Regions from separate parts of the Homo sapiens genome. Here region 1 is linked to region 2. Evidence: read pairs that join two places in POLR2A ChIA-PET (ENCODE). Cell type or tissue: endothelial cell of umbilical vein. All regions are shown on one strand. Links, peaks and the distances in the headings refer to the core of each region. The heading gives the core; the rest is flanking DNA. Region 1 overlaps LOC105370604 (a long non-coding RNA gene). Region 2 has its middle 240 kb from the start of SNORD3P3.

What was found. Peaks named below come from ENCODE experiments on the same cell type or tissue, not always from the same donor. Only the 100,000 strongest peaks of a DNase experiment are listed, where the experiment ranks them.
Region 1: POLR2A ChIA-PET joins it to region 2 with 5 read pairs; 2 of 35 experiments call an interaction of 5 or more read pairs at or near these places.

Annotation. Positions count from the first base shown.
Region 1 is chr14:85,163,532-85,167,945 of GRCh38, forward strand. All of the region lies in intron 3 of LOC105370604 (a long non-coding RNA gene), which reads right to left. Among named protein-coding and RNA genes, the nearest start is that of SNORD3P3, 110 kb to the right of the region's middle. In endothelial cell of umbilical vein, for the core only: no CTCF peak of the experiment used is centred there; a DNase peak (open chromatin) is centred at 1,770; H3K27ac peaks cover 711 bases.
Region 2 is chr14:85,028,743-85,033,156 of GRCh38, forward strand. No RefSeq gene overlaps it. Among named protein-coding and RNA genes, the nearest start is that of SNORD3P3, 240 kb to the right of the region's middle. In endothelial cell of umbilical vein, for the core only: no CTCF peak of the experiment used is centred there; no DNase peak of the experiment used is centred there.

The DNA of each region.
Region 1 (4,414 bases), core at 175-4,174, 130 kb after region 2:
ATAGCCCTAAATGCCTACATCAAAAAGACTAAAAAAGCACAAATGGATATTCTAAAGTCACAGCTCAAGGGACTAGAGGAACAAGAACAAACCAAACTCAGCAGAAGAAAGAAAATAAACAAGATCAGAGCAGAACTAAATTAAATTGAAACCAAAAAAATACAAAAGATAAGTGAAACAAAAAGCCAGTTCTTTGAAAAGATAAATATAGATGACAGACCATTAGCAAGATTAACCAAGAAAAGAAGAGGGAGAAAACAAATAACCTCAATAAGAAATGAAATTGGAGATATTACAACTGACACCACAGAAATACAAAAGATCATTCAGGGCTACTATGAACACCTTTACACACATAAACTGGAAAACCTAGAAGAGGTAGAGAAATCCCTGGAAAAATACAACCTTCCTAGCTTAAATCAGGAAGAATTAGATACCCTAAACAGACCAGTAACAACAGTGAGATTGAAACTGTAATTTAAAAATTACCAACAAAAAAAGTTCAGGACCAGATGTGTTCACAGCATAATTCTACCAGACCTTCAAAGAAGAGTTGGTACCAATCCTATTGACACTATTCCACAAGATAGAGAAAGAGGGAACCCTCCCTAATTCATTGTATGAAGCCAGTCTCACCCTAATACCAAGTGAGCAGAATAAACAGACAACTCAGAGTGGGAGAAAATCTTCACAATCTGTACATCTGACAAAGGACTAATATCCAGAATCTACAAGAAACTCAAACAATCGGATCATAAAGTATGCTAAGGACATGAATAGAAAATTCTCAAAGAAAGATATACAAATGGCCAATAAATATATGAAAAAAATACTCGACATCACTAATGATCAGAGAAATGCAAATTAAAACCACAATACAATACCACCTAACTCCTGCAAGAAAGGCTACAATCGAAAAATCAAAAAACAGTAGATGTTGGCGTGGATGCAGTGATCAGGGAACACTTCTACACTGCTGGTGGGAATGTAAACTAGTACAGCCACTATAGAAAACTTTGTGGAACTAACTAACTCAAATGCCCATCCATCAACGAGTGGATAAAGAAACTGTGGTGAATGATGGAATACTACTCAGCCATAAAGAGGAATGAATTAACAGCATTTGCAGTGACCTGGATGAGACTGGAGACTATAATTCTAAACGAAGTAACTCAAGAATGGAAAACCAAACATTGTATGTCCTCACTGGTATGTGGGAGCTAAGCTATGAGCATGCAAAGGCATAAGAATGATACGATGGACTTTGGGGACTTGGGGGGAAGGATGGGAGAGGGGCAAGGGATAGAAGACTACAAATAGGGTGCAGTGTATACTGCTCGGGTAGTGGGTGCACCAAAATCTCACGAATCACCACTAAAGAACTTACTCATGTAACCAAACACCACCTGTACCCCAATAACATATAGAAAAATAAAAAAATTTTAAAAAGAAACAAACTATGGATACATGCAATGTAGTAGACAGAATAATGCTCCCACCTCCCCCAAAAAGATGTATACTCTCTAATCCCCATTACATGGCAAAGAGTCTTTGCAGGTTATTCTGGATTTTTCAGGTTGATTCAATCTAATCACAGAAACTCTTGAAAGCAAAGAATTTTCTGTGGCTATAGTCAGGGAGAGATGCAGCAGAAGTCAGAGGGATCCCAAGCATGAGAGATACCCTATCTGCCATTGCCGGAGGTGCACCACATTAAGTATAGGAAGGATGTAGGCAGGCTCTAGGAACAAAGACTGGCTCCTGGCTAACAGCCAGCAAGGAAATAGAGACCTCTGTCCTACAGCTGCAAGACACTGAACTTGGCTGACAACCTGAATTAACTTGGAAATGGATTCATCCCAAGTCTCTAGAAAGGAACACAGGCCTTGTTTTAGGCTTCATGAGATCCTAATCAGAGGGCCCCATTGAGCCACCGTTCCGAGACTTTTGATACTGAGAATGATAACTAAGACAAGAAATGTGTGAGACAATAAATGTGTGTTGTTTTAATTAAAAAAAAAAAAGTAAAAGGAGACAGCTGAGTTGGCAGAGTTAGGGAGCAACTGTGATCGTCTTGGATTAGTCTTTGAGTAGAAGAACATTAGAGGCACAAAATGTATGGAAATTCACTTATGGAAAAAGTAGAAGGTAGGTACAGTGATAAAAGTTAAGTATTTGACATGATAGTAAATTAGAAAATGAATATGACTAGATTTAGGAAACCTAGGTTAAAACCAGGAAGTTTTCCTTTCAGTTGTGTGACATTAAGAAACTCTTAAGTATATTCAATCTCAGTTTCTCCAGTGTAAAAAGAAAGGAAATTTACAACACATATTTGGATAGGTAGCTCTCATACACTGCTAGTGGGAGCAGAAATTAGCACAATCACATTGGAAAACTATTTGGTCACATCTACTAAAGCTGAATATATGCATACTACCTGAGCCAGCAATTCTTCTCATAAGGGTACACTCGAAAGAAATGATTCAATGGGTTCGCAGGGCAATACATACAAGAATTTTTATAGCAATATTATTCATAATATCTAAAAACAAGAAACATATGTAGTTAACAGTAGAATGGGTGACTTGATAGATTAATAAATGGAATACTGCACAACGTGAGAATGAATAAACCCTACTACATGCCATGAAAGGCTAGATTTTGAATTAATCTCACAAACACAATGTTAAACAAAAGAAGCCAGATGCAAAAGTACAGACTATGGAAATCTATTTATGTAAAGTTCAAAAGTAGACAAAAATGCTCTATGGTGTCAAAAATCAGGAATGTGACTATCCTAGAGGTCTACGTTATGGGGAGTACGAGCAGGGGTCTAAGCAGTCTTCGGAGATTCGTTACATGCAACAATTTGGATAAATCTCAAAGGCTGTAGGCTGAGTGAGGGGAAAAAACTAATCTCAAAAGCTCACAGACTATATTAATCTATTTATATAGCATTTGTGAAGTAACAAAATTACAGAAATCAACAGATTAGTGGTTTCTAGGGATTAGACATGGAAACTGGTGGTCAGAAGGGAGTGGGTACAGTAATAAAAGATAAACATGAGATATCCTTGTGGTGATGGAACTGTTCCTGTATTGACTATGGTGGTAGATACACAGATCTACACCTCTGATAGAATGCGTAGAACTACACACACACACACACAAATGAATACAAGTAAAACTGAGAACATTTTTTGTAAGATCAGTGGATTGTACCAAAGTCCATGTTCTGGTTGTGATATTACACTATAATCTTGCCAGATGTTACTATTGGGGGAAACTGCATAAAAAGTATAAGGGATCTCTTTGTGTAATTTCTTACAACAACATGTGGATTGATAATTTTCTCTAAATGGAAAGATTAATCAAATTTTGTGGCAGCAAGAGTTTGATAATATACTAATATTCTTAGCAACCAAAAAAATGTTTTTTCAGTTTTAAATTGATGAGATCCCTCATTTAATCTAAGTCTATTAATGCATAATCAACAAAAGCGTAAAATTCAATTAGGATTTAAGTAATATATTAACATTAGTATTTCTAAAGTTGTACTTCTATGCTATTAAAGAATCTTGAAGAAAGAATGTGTTTACTTAGGTGTGAGTCTGGGAATGTGTGTGTTAGGGCATCACTTATTACAGTAAACAAAGGGAACAGAGAAAAATTTGTCTGTGGACTTCCAGCCCTATTACAAGGAGTGAGTACACTGTCCAGCCAACATAAATATGTCCAGTCCATCTGGTAAACATATCCCTTTAGTGGAAAAAGTGCCTTAATTTAGTTTTTGAAAACTACATTTCTGATTATAAAGTAAGAAGTAGTAGTAAATTTGGAAAATCAGAAACATAAAAGGATGTTTAAATTGACCTTATAAACACTATTTTCATACTATTTTGTTTTAGATATGTATATTTTTGCAATGAGTTTTATGTTGTATGCAGTACCTCTTTCACTTATTCTGTTTGAATATTTTTCCCTGACATGAAATTGATTTTTTTAATGTTATTTGTAATGGTTATATAATGAACCCTATGACAGAAATATCAAAATTAACCAGTCTTATATTTCTTGAGTTAAGGCTACTAAATTTCTGTTTTCAAAAGTAATGTTCCTCATTCCTTAAGTATGAGCTGTACATAGTGACTTCCTTCCAAATAATACAGTATGCAAAGGGAGGGAGAAATGTGTAAAAAATAGAAAAACCTGAAGAAAAAAACTACCTCAGCCAGGTAATAAGATTGACAGCAAGAATGGTAACTCATCTTGATAGAGTTCACATTTGATATGATGTGGTGAAAACGATACTCTGTCTTTGTGGTCTTCCTCACAAAACCAATAAACCCGGTCTAATCATTACAAAAACATCACACAAATCCCAGTTGAGGTTCATTCTGCAAAGTTCCCA
Region 2 (4,414 bases), core at 193-4,192:
TTCGTAGATCATTTTAGCTATTTTTACCTTTATACAAACAAAATAATACTGTATGTCCTCTTTTGTATATTGTTGCCTTTGTTCAATATTGTATTTGTGAAATTCATTGATTTCTCTTGTGTAGCAGTTAGGGTGTTCGCTCTTACTGTTAAATATTGTGGGGAATATACCAACATTCCATTACAGGAATATACCAGAATGTATTTATCCATTTGACTGTTAGTGGTCATTTTGAGTAGCTTTCAGTTGGAGGCTATTACAAATAATGCTACCATGAACCTTCTTATGCATGACTTTGGTTAATCATATGTGTGCAGTTTTGTTGAGTATATAATTAGGAATGGAAATAGTAGAAAAGTGAACATATGTATTTTTAGCTTTAGAAGATTCTGCCAATTTTCCAAAGTGTTTTTACTAAATGACAGGCCAACAACAGTTTTATGAAAGTTCTAGTTATCCACCTTCTGTGAAGACTTGGTCTGGTCAATCTTTTCTCTTTTAAGCTGTTCTGTGTGTTGTGTGGCGATATTTAATTGTGAATTTAATTTGCATTTCTTTGATGATAATGATATTGAGTATTTTTTCATATGGCTGTTGGCATTTATGTATCATCTTTTGTAAACTGTCTTTAAGATATTTAACGTATTTTTATGGTGAGGGGAGGCGGTTGGCTGTTTATTAATAAGTAGAAGTTCTTTATATATTTTAGATAGAAGTCCTTGTAGGATACATGTGTAACAGCTTCCCCCATGCCTGATTTTTATTGTCATGACAGTATCTTTTGATAAGCAGGAGTTCTTCATCATAATGTAGTCCATGTTTATCACTATTTCTTTATGGTTTATCACTATTTCTTTATGGTTGGTACTTCTCAATGTCCTATTTAAGAAATGTTTGCTATCCAGAGTCATGAGGATGTTCTCTTATGTTTTCTTCTTAAGTACAAAGTAGCAGTCAAGAGTTTTCTTCCTTTAGCGTAAATTAAAGGTCAGCATTCACTTTTTCCCACATGCACTTCTAATTTTCTGATTGATTCAGTCCTGTTTATTTAAAAGAAAAAAAAAATCCCTTCCCTGGAGCACTTCAGTAGAGTATTTTTCATAAATCAGGTGATTATATGCATCTGAATCTGTTTCTTGACCCTATTCTTTTTCCATTGATCTATATATCTCTTTGCTCCAATACCACATGTTCTTCATTTCCATGGCACTATAGTAAGTCTCAATATCTGAAAAGTCTTTCAATGTTGTTATTCTTTAAGATTATATTGGTCATTTTGGCCCTGTTCATTTCCATGTGTACGTTAAAATCAGTTTATTAATTTCCACACACAAATGCACACAATATATAGTTTATAAGATATCCTCCTTAACCACCTCATAATTATTATAATTATTACTAATGTTATTATTCTGCTATTGCTGTCCTGTATAGGGATATTTGTATATGCTCACACATTTACCTTTATCATTGCTTTTTATTCCCTCACGCCTTACTATTTTTCCATCTCAGATCATTTTTATTTGCCCGATTAAAAAAAATTTTAGTATTTGCATTAGTGTAAGTACACAGATGACAAATTCTTTTTTTTACATCTAAAAATGTATTTACTTTGTTGCCGCTTTAAAATTATTTTATTGTATCATCTTAGAGATTAATAATAATGATAATCCCACTGACTTGTTTAATAAGATTAATTCTACTTTCTTATACTCTTTACTGTTTCTATTGAAATGTTAGATGTCAGATTGGTACTGATTTGAGGCAATAAATCAATCTTTTCTTCCAATGGTTATTTGATATTGGAAGTCAGCAGTATTTCTCTAATGCCTTTGGGTGTGAATATTTTCATGTTTAATCTGCTTGGATTTTAAAACAAAATTTATAAATTAATAAATTTGCAAGTTAATGTCTTTAGTTTTGGAAAAGTTTTTTTTTTTTCAAATATTGCTTCTGCCTCTCATTTTTTCTCTCCTACACATCTGGGACAGTAAGTACAAATATATTACATATATCTTTACTGACCCCATATTATCTATTGTGTCCTTTTACATAGCTATTACCTTTTCTGCTCTCTATGCTTCAGGCTGTAAATATTCAACTGCCTCATCTTCTGTTTGTCTAATAACATCTGAAAGTTATCATTCAACTCATGTATTAAATTTTGAATGTTAATCAATATAATTCTTTTAGATTTAGACATTCAATATGATTCTCTTTCACTGGTTTTAATTCTCTAGGGAAAACCTATCCATTGTGTATTCATTTTCTTGAAAACATTAAGTTATTTTAAAGTCTGTATTTGATAACTCCAATAACCAGGTCATCTGTATTTTTATTTTCCTCTTGGCCTTATGTTTTATATTCCTAGCAATTTTTTATTGAATGTCAAATATTACATATGGTAACTTGTAGAATCTCAGAATGTTGTTACCTTTTTCTGTGAGGATTCATCTTATTTCTTGTAGATCAGTTGGAGTAAGGGCAGATAACCTTAATTTGCTCAAGGTCAGAACTGACTCTAAGCCGTTTTGTAGTTTTTGTTAAGACTAGATCTGCCTCTGATTCTCCACTACTCCTAAGTATAAGGGTTCCAACTAAGAGCCTGCATTGTTTTTTTTTTTTTTTTTTTTGAGCTTTTTTTTTTTTTTTTTTAATTATACTTTAAGTTTTAGGGTACATGTGCACATTGTGCAGGTTAGTTACATATGTATACATGTGCCATGCTGGTGCGCTGCACCCACTAACTCGTCATCTAGTATTGTTAATAGGCTGGGTCTTGAACTACTTTCCATGTAGCAGTACCAAGCACCCCTCCTGACTGGAGCTATTAAGGATTTATTACAAACATCCAGACCTCTAATATTTAAATAACAATAGCAGTATAAACATTTTGAAACAAGGGGTCAGTAGTTAAGGTCAGTTTCATATTTTACTATCAACATAATGATAGAAATGTGAGTCATCGTATAAGGTAAATTAACAACAACAACAAAAAACTCTGGTATATTGATACCAATCTATGGAATTTACTTATTTAAGTGCAAAATAAAAAAGATTAAATTTTTCTTGATTAGCTCTAAACATATAACAATGCAAATTCATGCATTTGAGTGATTTTTCTGTAAAATTATTGTATCAAAATCTGAGCTTGTAGAAATTTAAAAATTGACTTTGATCATGGCATTTTGTAATTTCAACATCTTTTTTCCTTAAATGAAAGGCACAAGAGGTTTCTTGTTTGTTTCATTTTTGTTTATTTGTTTGCTTGCCTTGTGTTTTTGTTTTTTTTTTTTTTTGTCAAAACCAGCAAGTAAAACTAAAATCCAAATTTCAGCGTACTTCTTAAAGTTTCATATGTCTGTCGCGACTAGAATAAAAAGATGCAGGAAAAAAGGCACTGCGCTGTCAAAGCTAATTCATCCAATAGTCAGAATGTATTTTATAAATATGTAATTTGTGTCTCTTCGAGATTATCCTTGGGTAAATATAATAAGGTGACTAATTATTTGGAAGATTTATAAAATGAGATGCAGAGATGTCAAGAGACCATTCATGGAGAATGAGATTGTATGGCCAAAGGCCCTTTAATTGCTCTTGTATATGTGAAATTTTAGACTTAATTTGTTATCTTCTCTAAAATTAATAACTGCTTTTCACATAACAAAAGCCTTTTATATTGTAGATAATGATCATTGATTCTCATCACTACAATGAGGAGAAGATGAAAAATAATAGATTTCATTTACCTGAATAAGGAATTAAATGAGCTAACATGTACGACCTCTCAGAAATAATAGGAGATATGTTCTCAAAAGAACAACCTAATGATGGTTTCAGAGATCTTTAAAATGACAGACTGATTTATATCCTGAATGAAAGAACGTAATTTAGTGGATGAAAGCATTTTGGGTGGGTTGGGGAGCCTGGGAAGGGGAAGGATATGCATTTGATTTTGAAATTTTGTTCCACTATTTAAATGTTGAGTGACCTTAGGCAAATCACTTAAGGACTCTAAGTCTCAGTTTCTTCTATTATAAGATAGAGGTAAAAATGACTTCCTTGTATGTTTGTTGCAGGGCTTGATATATGATCATAGCTAATATAAAAAGAACTTACATTTAATCCTCATAAACATATTATTGAAAAGGTAGTATTAGTTTTTTAGGAAGAAGTAAGACACATGCCCAAGGCCACACAGCTGCTAAGTAATGAGGCCAGGATTTAAGGCAATCTTTCAGGCAATCTTGCCTTAAAGTTTATGTTTCATACTGCCTCTCTGAATAAACACTTGTTCTCTTATTACAAGTATGCTAAAAATAAAGGCACATGGATTGATTGATGGCAATATACCAGTTGGTCGTTGTTACAAGGGGATCTTCTTACATTTTTGAGAGGAGGTAGTCCTATGCTG